Regions from separate parts of the Homo sapiens genome. Here region 2 is linked to region 1. Evidence: chromatin contacts called from ENCODE Hi-C data. All regions are on one chromosome and are shown on one strand. The core of a region is the stretch at or near the end of the contact, and the rest is flanking DNA. Distances in the headings are between cores, read along the strand shown.

What was found. Hi-C counts contacts between places; a loop is a spot of excess contacts on that map. Pooled maps may share reads with other maps.
Region 2: a map of CD8-positive, alpha-beta T cell shows a loop between it and region 1 (23-fold over the local background). The contact joins the promoter of TTI1 here to the promoter of CHMP4B in region 1. A Hi-C loop is called at or near these places in 2 of 168 maps with a recorded cell type or tissue (CD4-positive, alpha-beta T cell and CD8-positive, alpha-beta T cell) and 8 of 50 pooled maps.

Annotation. Positions count from the first base shown.
Region 1 is chr20:33,809,865-33,814,975 of GRCh38, reverse strand. It overlaps CHMP4B (charged multivesicular body protein 4B), which reads right to left and starts at 3,628. Exons shown (of 5, transcript NM_176812.5): 1 at 3,318-3,628. The coding sequence starts at 3,507. It overlaps ZNF341-AS1 (ZNF341 antisense RNA 1), which reads left to right and starts at 3,877. Exons shown (of 4, transcript NR_110623.1): 1 at 3,877-3,936. RefSeq lists enhancers at 2,335-2,404, 2,233-3,073, 3,840-3,919, 3,659-3,953 and a silencer at 3,500-3,779.
Region 2 is chr20:38,031,248-38,036,521 of GRCh38, reverse strand. It overlaps TTI1 (TELO2 interacting protein 1), which reads left to right and starts at 3,066. Exons shown (of 8, transcript NM_001303457.2): 1 at 3,066-3,118. RPRD1B (regulation of nuclear pre-mRNA domain containing 1B) reads right to left here and starts at 2,776. Exons shown (of 7, transcript NM_021215.4): 1 at 2,424-2,776. The coding sequence starts at 2,574. It overlaps LOC124904898 (a long non-coding RNA gene), which reads right to left and starts at 2,416. Exons shown (of 2, transcript XR_007067579.1): 1 at 1,117-2,416. RefSeq lists enhancers at 2,144-2,739, 2,940-3,209, 2,740-3,335.

The DNA.
Region 1 (5,111 bases), core at 2,379-4,878:
ATGATGACTCTCTGCTTTAAAAGCCAGCCAAGGGCTGAGCACAGTGGCTGTAATCCCAACACTTTGGGAGGCTAATACGGGAGAATCGCTCGAGGCCAGGAGTTTGAGACCAGCCTGGGCAACAGAGCGAGACCTTGTCCCTACAAAAAAAAATGTTTTGAATTAGCTAGGCATGTGCCTGAAGTCCTAGCTACTCAGGAGGCTGAAGTGAGAGGATCATTTGAGCCCAGGAGTGCCAGGCTGCACTGAGCTATAACTGCACCACTGCACTTCGGCCTGGATGTCAGAGCAAGACCCTGTTGCTTAAAGTGAATGAATAAATAAAAATAAAGGACAGCTAAGGGCTCCTCACTACTTCCAGGTCAAGGTCCAAAGACTACAGGCCACTCTCAGTGTTATCTCCTGTCCCACCCACAGACTCCAGAGGCGACACTGTCACTGCCTCCCAAACACACCCAACTCCTTGCTGACCCACCTCACGTTCTCCTTCCTCTGCCAAGTCTTCTTTATCCTTCCCCCCAAACAGGTGCCGCCTCCTCTGCAGCCTCAGCCCATGTACACACTCATGTTTCTGCACTGTTATAATCATTTCCTGCTCTCTCACACGCACATACACTCCCACCCCACACTTCCAATTCTGAGTTCCTGAAGGGCTGACACAGTGTATTTTCATCTCTGACTCTCAAGGTCCCAGCATAGTGGCAGGTGAATAAGCAGACTAACTGAATGGTAATGTGGTAGTGTTCACCTCCCCACACTAAGACCTTCCTCCTAGAGGATGCTAAAAAGAAGGGTAGGTTACAGTAGCTCCCATCCTCTCAAGCAAACTCAGGGAGACAGCCTGCCTTCAGCAAGTCTGACAACTGAGATTGGTCCTCCACAGTTGGCTGGCGAGCTCTCCTGCAGCCCCTTGAAAGTCAATTCGATCGCCAAAACTGCAGAAACGGCTGGGTGCGATGGCTCATGCCCATAATCCCAGCACTTTGGGAGGCCGAGGCAGGCAGATCATGAGGTCAGGTGTTCAAGACCAGCCTGACCAACATGGTGAAACCCCATCTCTACTAAAAATACAAAAATTAGCCAGGCATGGTGGCGTGCACCTGTAATCCCAGCTACTCAGGAGGCTGACGCAGGAGAATCATTTGAACCCAGAAGGCAGAGGTTGCAGTGAGCTGAGATCGCACCACTGCACTCCAGCCTGGGCAACAGAGCGAGACTCCGTTTCAAAAACAAACAAACAAACAAACAAACAAAAAAACAAACTCCAGAAACTAAGCTAGCTCCAGACCAAAAGATCAGAGGAAAATGGTAAACTGACACCCTCCTCCTGCATTCCAAAATGCAGAAAGCTAAAAACACTGATTCTGATGACCATAAACAGAGGATCTGGACTGAGGGAGAGTCATCAGAGGAAAAAGCTAGAGACAGCAAAATATAACCCTGTTCCCATCTCCACAACTAAGCTGGAGTCCAAGCCACAAATGGACCACTGCAGCTGCCTCCTCACTGTTCTCCCTGCTCCCACCCGCATCCCCCACCCACTCTCCAAAGAGCAGCCAGATGATGTTTTAAAAACTCTGTCAATAAGGACACGTTCCAACAAAATACTCTCCAAAAACTTTCCATCCACTTGGAATAAAATTCAAACTCTTCACCAACAGGTTCAAAGTCCAAGCCCCGCCCCCTTTATTCCATACCACTCTCCCTCCAAGCACTACATTCTGGACACAAGGGTCTCTCTCTTCGGTTTCTTACAACCTGCTAACCTCCGAGCCTTTTCCCATGCTGCTTTCCACGCCCAGAAGGCTCCTCCCCCTTTTTTTTTTTTTTTTACAGAGCTGGTTCCTTCTCCAGACTCAGTTCAAACTTTACCTTTTCAAAGACGCCTTCCCTGACCATTCTATCCAAAGTGGCATCCCTCCCACTCCACCACTCCCTATCAGACCATCTTTTTGTGTGTTTAGTACTTATCACCCCCGGACAATATTTTCTTCATTTATTTTCCTGTTTCTGTCTTCTCTCCCATTAGGGTTGAGGCCGTGTTTTGTTCACCCCTATGAATACAGCGCATGCAGCAGGCACTAAAAAGAATTTCCAGAATATCTGTTGACTATCAGCAGAGAAGCATCCTCCAGATAGGCTATTTTGTTCTCCTATTAGAATGGAGAAAACATCGATTTAGCCCCTACTATGTGCTGAGCACTGTAAATCCATGATTTTCCTTTCAGAAAGGTAAATGAGCTCAAGGTCGCACTGCTAGTCACTAGCAGACTTCTGAGTGAATTACCTCAATCCTAAACCCCTCTCAAGGGGAAGGGATGTCGTTCTGTGATTCACTCTCACATGGCCATAACAAGAAAAAGCAAACATTTCTAAACTGCTTTACAGTTTTAAAGCATTTTCACATTCATCTCACTTAAGAAAAACACAAAGCACTTGGAATGCCCAGAAAGCCATACGACAACAGGAAGTAAAGTAAGCAGTGCCTCAAGATTCAATACTGGGGCCCTGAATCCTAGTAGTGGGGACTGGGGAGCAGTCGGGAGTCTCTATTTCTGGTTCAGACGGATGGGGAAGCGGTGAGTCATGGGGTGAAGGCTTGCGCCACGGGAAACTTTGGTAAGGTCAAGCTACGAGGCAACAAAAAGTGAATCACAACGCTGGAAAACACCTTAGGCCTCAACAGAGGCCGAACTCTGGCTGACGGATGGGGAAACTGAGGCCTCAAAGGGAAAGCAACTTGCTCAAGTTCACTCAGCAAGTGAATAGAGCAGGAATCGGGGGTCTCATCTCCCCCAGTCCCCTTTTCTCTCCAGCAAGGAGGCTTTTCAACGAGAATTCTGAGACAAGAGGACAGGGGAGAGGCCAAGGGGCAGCTCACAGATTCCACCGAGGAGTCGGGAGAGGGCACAGGTAGGACCAGGAAGCACAGAAATGCTAGGATGGGGGCAGAAATGAGCCGAGGAGGAGGCAGGGGCAGTAGCTAGGCAGGTGGGTGAGGCGAGAAGGAAAAGGCGGAAGAGAAAGGGACAGAGTGAGGGCGGAGGAAAGTGCTGTGAGATTGGGGTCTGAAGGGACCTGGCGGGGTGGAGAGAGGCTGAGGGGAGAGGGCAGAATAAGTCTGACGATGGAAAAGTCCAGGGATCGGGGAGACATTGAAGGGAGTCGGGGAGGGGGTCCCAGACCCGGCAAGAAGTCTGACCCGGAGAGTTCCAGGGTCAGACCAGACCCCGAGGCGAGTCTGATGAAGGTGAAGTCCGGGCCCGGGGAGCCTGGGGGGAGCCCGTGGCAAGTCTGAAGGGGCCGGGCAGCCTCACCGCGCTTGTTTTTGGTGCCGTGCTTCTTGGCGGCCGTCAGCTCCTGCTCGATTTTCTTCTCCAGGAACTCCTGTTTCTTGCTTAACATCTCTTCCGTGTCCCGCAGCCGCTGGATGGCCTCCTGGGGGGTCGGGCCGCCCTTGCCGGCCTTACCCCCTCCAGCCCCGAACAGCTTCCCGAACACCGACATGGTTGCTGCTCGCCGCGCCGGCCTTCGCCGCCCGCTCCGGCTCGGCTCGGCTCGGCTCGGCTCGGGTCGGCTCCGGCGCCCGCTCCCAGTCCCGCCGCTCCCTGCCGCCGCAGGCCTCTCCTCCGCCTCCGCCTCCGCCCCGCAGCTGGGCCCGGCCGCGCCACCTCCCACAGGCCCCCACGCCCGGCCCGGCAGGCGTCAGGGCAACGCGCCACTGACTACAACTCCCAGTGGGCAACGCGCCGGCCGCGCCTCAAATCTAATAGGGGGAAGCGTGCTGCATGCCGGGAAGCTATAGTCTTCCGGCTTCAGGCGCTCCCCGGCGCGTCTTTTGCTGTAGCTGGGGTCAAAGGGCGTGTGGCATTCTGGGAAATGTAGTCTCCTTGGCCTGCGCTCTGTAGGAGTGGCAGAACAGTAAGAGAAATGACAGTAAGTGTGCAACACTGCTCAAAAATTTATTGCTAGTATGGGATACTGCCATGCTTGAACTTCACATGTATATTCATGTGAAGTTGTCTTAAAAGCGTGAAGGCAACAGTTGTTTCCAATTTCAACCTGTCAATTCTGTGGTCACAGAAGCAAAGCAGTATCTTCTCCAGTTAAGTACGGTAGTGTCCCCCTTATCTGAGATTTTACTTTGAGTAGTTTCACTTGGCCAGCTAAGGTCTGACAGTATTAAATAGAAAATTCCAGAAATAAACAGTTCATAAGTTTTTAATTTCCATTGGCCTAATGAAATCTCGTGCTATCCTGTTCCATCCTACCTGCAATGTGAATCATCCCTTTGTCCAACATACCTCTACCATCTGTTAGTTACTTACCAGCTTAGGAGTTATCAGATGGACTGCCACGGTGTTGCAGTGCTTTGGTTCGAGTAACCCTCATTTTACTATATAATGGCCCCAAAGTGCAAGAGTAGTAATGCTGGCAGTTTGGATATGCCAAAATGAAGCTGTAAAGTGCTTCCTTTAAATGTAAATGTGGAAGTTCTGAGCTTAAGAAAAAAAATCGTATGCTGAGCTTACTGAGGTCTGCAGTAAGAACGAATCTTCTAGCCCTAGAATTGTGAAAGAGGAAAAAGAAATTCATGCTGGTTTTGCTGTCGTACCTCAAACTGCAAAAGTTACAGCCACAGTGTGTGATAAGTGCTTAGTTAAGATAGAAAAGGCATTAAGTTGTATCCTTACTTACAGGGGAAAAAAAGAAAATAAATTTTTTTACAAAAGAAAAGAAAAAGCATTAAGCTTATACGTGGAAGACACGAACAAAAAATGTGTTCCAACTGACAGCAACCTGTTACCCCCCAGAAAGCATTGAGCCTGTATAAAGGCTTCAGCAAGGAATCTCCTAAAACCAGTGGCACCAAGCCACTTACTGAAAGTAATGGATGGTTGCACTGACTTAGGAATAGGTTTAGACTGCAAAATATAAAAATTACTGGATGGGCTGGGCACAGTGGCTCACACCTGTAATCTCAGCACTCTGGCAGGCCTAGGCGGATGGATCACCTGAGGTCAGGAGTTTGAGACCAGCCTGGCCAACGTGGTGAAACCCCATCTCTACTAAAAATAAAAAATAAAAATAAAAAAATTAGCTGGGCGTGG
Region 2 (5,274 bases), core at 1,817-4,316, 4.2 Mb before region 1:
TCAAAACATAATCTAATGACAAAGATGTAACCAGTTCAAATGAACAGCTAGTAGGAACAAATTAAATGCTAAACTGGTATGATGGGGTGGGAGGCACTCATTAATTCTAATAAATGAAAGCACCACAGTTTGATTGCAGTCAGGTGACCACCTTCACTTATTAAATGCATTGAGGCACTGAGTACATGAAAAAGAACACATTTTGGCATCAGGCAGCCCTGGGCTCATGTCCTAGCTGTATGTCTGTGGACAAGGCACTTAATCCCTCTATACCTTTATCATCTCATCTATAAAATGAGGATAATAATGCTAGCCTACTTGCAACATAAGGCTTTACCACGTAAGATTAGGGATAACGGAGCTTCATACACAAATGTACTCTCTAATTTGCTTTTTTTCAGTAACTCAACTAGGGTGAGGCAAGGAATCAAGAAAGTGTCACAAAAGAAGTGACACTTGGCCAGGCGTGGTGGCTCACACCTGTAATACCAGCACTTTGGGAGGCCGAGGCGGGGGCATCACAAGGTCAGGAGATCAAGACCATCCTGGCTAACACAGTGAAACCCCATCTCTACTAAAAATACAAAAAATTAGCTGGGTGTGGTGGCGGGCCCCTGTAGTTCCAGCTACTCGGGAGGCTGAGGCAGGAGAATGGCATGAACCCGGGAGGTGGAGCTTGCAGTGAGCTGAGATCGCACCACTGCACTTCAGCCTGGGTGACAGAGCGAGACCCCCATCTCAAAAAAAAAAAAACAAAAAAAATGACACCTGAGATGGACTTTAACTGCCTCTTGAGGTCCCACCCAATAGAATTCTGTACAGTGGCAATTCACATTTCAGCACACTCTTCAAATAATTTCTGAATGGCACAGTGGGGTACATGAAGAAGGCCCCATAAACTCCAGGCTCTACCTCTTCCCGGAACTGCCCGAAGGGCTGAGGGGATCCCTATCTCAGTACAGTACGCGATATTTGGGGGCAGTCCCTGCTAAAGGGCTAGAACTGGGTCTCCTGAAAAAAATCATGAAGATTTTGGTGTTTGCCAGCCTGTTGTAGTCTGAGCCTGTTCAGTTCGAAAGCCTTGAAAATACCACTTAGCCACTTCAGTTTCCTCACCTGTAGAGCAGGACATCTGTGGTGTCCCCAACTCACAGATAGTATAGAACACTTGTAAAGCCACTTCGCTATAAAGGCCTACCACATATAGGGTGTCTGGAGCAGCTCTGAGCTTCATTTCTTCAGTCTTCCATTATGAAACTCATCCGGGAGTGTAGGTGTCCATCTTTCCCCACCAGACTGTAAGCAACTTGAAGGTAAAGACCATGCCTCACAGTGAGTAATCAAAAGTCTCATCTCACCATAATCTGCTGAATGCCTACACTGTGCCTCACCCCATGCTAAATGTTCATTTGGATTATCCCGTTTACTCCTCACCACGAGATGAGTCTCAGTTTTTCCTCTTCTGCAAAGTTCCTACTTCATAGGGCTCCGAGAATTTTTTTTAATGGCAATGTATGTAAAGATATCAGTACTGCACTTCGCATGTAATAAAGACATAGTAAATTTCAGTTATCCATTCTGTAGATAAGAAAATTAAGGCACAGACAGGTTAAGTTGCTGGGGTCAGTAAGGCGGCAAAGTCAGGCTTAAATTCTAGGCAGTTGGCAGAGGCAACATGCTGCAAGTGTCCAAGCCAGTGCCTGGCACATAACAGAATGAGTTCAATGAATTGTCTGTCAGAACCTGAGCAGGGCCTGAAATCAATGACAACTGCATGAGAGAGGAGAGGAGAGGAGAGGTAAGGTCTGGGTGGCCCCTTAACCTAAGATGGGAGAGACTACCTACTTCACAGGGCTGTTCTAAGGACTGAGTGCGAGGATACACACAAAGGTCTTAGTATAGTGACTGGTATGAAGTAAAGGCTTTGTAAGGGGTAGCTATCCTTGCCTCCCTCTTACAGATGAGAAAACGGAGACACAGGGAGATGAAGAAACTCTCCCAGTATTATTCAGCTGGCAAATAGCTGAGCCAGGACTCGATCTGCAGAGTCTGACTCCGGAGCCCACTGGCTTTTACTCCAAATACCCAGCACTGGGCCCGACATGCTAGGGCCAGTACGGCAGTGAATGCAGCCGAGATAATAACAGCCACAAATGTCAGGGGGAAACTGAAGGGAAAATGGCTTGATGAACTAGAAGTCTGGACACCTGAGTCCCAGTCCGTGGACCCTCAGGCAAGTACCTTAAACCTTCCCGGGCCTCAGTTTCCTTCTTCGAGAAATGGGGCTAACTTTGTCTCCCATCTCAGAAGCTCGATCAGGCCTGGAAAGCAAGGCTCAATGAAGAGGCTTAGAGGGGCCTAGGTTGTATGTGGGCGAGAGGACAATCCGGGGACCGTCCAGGGGGTGGGGATTTGGTGTTTACCTTTGCGGAGCTCGCGGTGCCACACGGAGACGATGGGTCCCGCGTGCTTGCGGTGGTGGATGAGCCAAAGGGACAGGGTCTGCACGCTCTGCTGAGAGTTGCTCAGCTCCGAGAGCTTCTTCTCCAGCGCCGACTCAGAGAAGGAGGACATGGTGGCGGCAGTGAGGCCCGGCAGGGAGCGGCCTGGGCCGCCCAGTGCGGCGGGAAGAGCGACGGCACGAGGCCGGGGCCTCACCTGACAGGCTGCGGGACTTTTTACCGACTGACAGACTGCCAGGGGTGCGAGAAGGGGGAGGGGATGGGTCTCCGCAGTAACAGCCGCCCGCGCCGCCGCCACAAGATGGCCACCCGACCTCTCACCCTGCCGCGAGAGCGAGGTCAAAGGGCAAGGGCCGGAGCAGAGGGGCACCGAGAGGCGTCGGAGCTCTAGAAAACCGTCCCTTTGGAGGCGGCGGCCGCTCTGAACCTCGCGCAGAGCACTTCGAAGGAGACAGAGCGAGGCAAGGAGAGTAGTTCCCCGGGCCCCCGGAAAGAGCTTTGACCGCTCGAGCCTGCACACCGGCGCAGTGGATCTCGCCGGAACCCTTTTTCCCGCTCCCTCGGAACCTTTCTGGCGCGATACGGCGCGCTACTTAGCGCGTCACTTCCGGCGAGGCAGAGGAGGCGGGAGAGTGAGAGAAAGGCTGGAAGACGAGGTAAGGGAAGAGTGGCGGGAACCAGAGGGAGCCCAGCAGCTGGGACCCTGTAGAGGGGTATCCTGAGGGGACATTGAGTCTGAGAGATCATGATCTGGATATGGGAGGGGGATTTCCTTTCTAATCTGGCGGGCCCCAGGCCGCATCTTTCCTCCATATGTGTTCGGCTCTCTGGCTGTCCCCCAAAACACTTAGTTTTGGTTCTTCCAAGCCACCCACGTGCCCTTTTCACGCCTCCACGCCCTGGCGCTCGTTCTCTGTCCGAAAGTGACATCCCCTTTCTCACCTGGTGAGCTCCTACTCAGCCCCCCGGAGCACCCTTTAATGTCCTGTTTTGACCTTTTAGTCTGTAACAGCGCCGTCATGAAACACACATTTGGGCTCTCGGCTCTTAAGTGGGTTCTCACTCAGGGTATTATTACGTGCTGCTTTTGCCGTCTGCGGGTCCAGTTGACTTTTTCGAACTTAAGTGAGGTGTTAACTTTAGGGAAAAGGTGGAGGGAACTAACTTAGCCTTCCCAATGTGTCTGTTGACCTCATGTTGAGACACACTATTTGAGGCCTGGCGCAACGTCTCTTGCTTGTAATCCCAACCCTTTGGGAGGCCGAGGCGAGAGGATAGCTTGAGGACTGGAGTTCAAGACCAGCCTGGGTAACAGCGAAAATTAGCCAGGCATGGTGACGCTCACCTGCAGTTCCAGCTACGCGAGAGGATACCTTGAGCCCAGGAGTTAGAGGTTACAGTGAGCTATGATCGTGCCACTGCACTCCAGCCTGGGCGATGGAGCGAGACTCTTCTCTGAAACAAAACAAAACACTATCTGAGACTCTAAACCTTGACCCTATTTTTTTTTTAAGTTTTAAATCCCAGGTATCAAAGCAGCAGAGAAATTTTGTTTTTCTTACTGCCACGGGGGTGATGGTAGGGAGTTAAGTTATAGACATAAGAGGGTTTTAAAATTTCCTGATCGTGGTATAACTTCCTAGTTGTGGGCAGACTCTAGTTTAGGAGACGTTCTTCTAGTTGATGCCTGCTTTTGCTCTTATTGCACTGTATTGCAGTTCTTTGCTTACATGCTTTTACCCTTCCTCCAGACTGGAATCATAATCATAGCTAACGCAGTGAGAGGTTACTATGTGCTAGACACAATTCCCACACAGTAACTCATTTAATCCTCACAACAAAGCTGTGAGGTATTATATTATCCCCCTTTGGACAGCGTAGGAAACAGGCTCAGAGAGGTTAAGTGACCTACCCAAGATCACATTACTAAGACTTGAGGGAAGGGGCTGCAACTTAGCCATCTTTTTGGCCCCAGTTCCTGATTTATCAAGTGAGTTAGTGTAAAAGAGGTGAGTAACCTAAAATCATACAGTGAGTATCTAGTCATAACTGAGGGCTTTTGTGTCGAAATCTAGATCATCTTTCCATATTAATAACACTGTCATATACTGAGCACTTTTATACCAAGTCACTGTCTATTAAGCACATTACATACTTTTTAAATTTAATTCTTACATCAGTCTTAGGAGTTGAAATTATTACAATCACTATTTGATAGACGAGAAAATGTAAAGCATGGTTAAGTACCCTATGTACTTGGACATAGTTAGGAAATAGCAGAGCCAGGAGTCAAATTAGGGTTATCTTATGTCTGATCCCAAATTCTTGCCTCCTGAACCAATAGTTTATTCATTCATTCGGAAAATAATTTTTCAGCACCTATGTCCAAAGCACTCTTCTAAGCTAACAGACAAAATCCACGTTCTCAGGAACTTACTTTCTACTGAGAAAGATAGAAAAACAAACATGCAAGTTTAGAATAAGTCAGAAAGTGGTAAGTAACTTCAATAAAAATCAAGGAGATAAGGAGGATAAGGAATGTATATGTGTAGGTGGGTAGTCTTTTACTTATGCTTCTCAGAGAAGGCCTCATTGATAAGATGTCATTTGAGAGACAAGCCATATGCCATTGTTCCAGGAAGAGGGAAAACCAAGTTTATACCATTGTTGGCATTTTGGAGCAACAGCAGAGAGGACAATAAAGCTGGAGTGATATGAACTAGAAGGGTGGCTGGAAATTAGTTCAGAAAAGTACGAAGGGACTGCATCACATGGTGACTTGTAGGCAATAGTATAGACTTTAGATGTTACT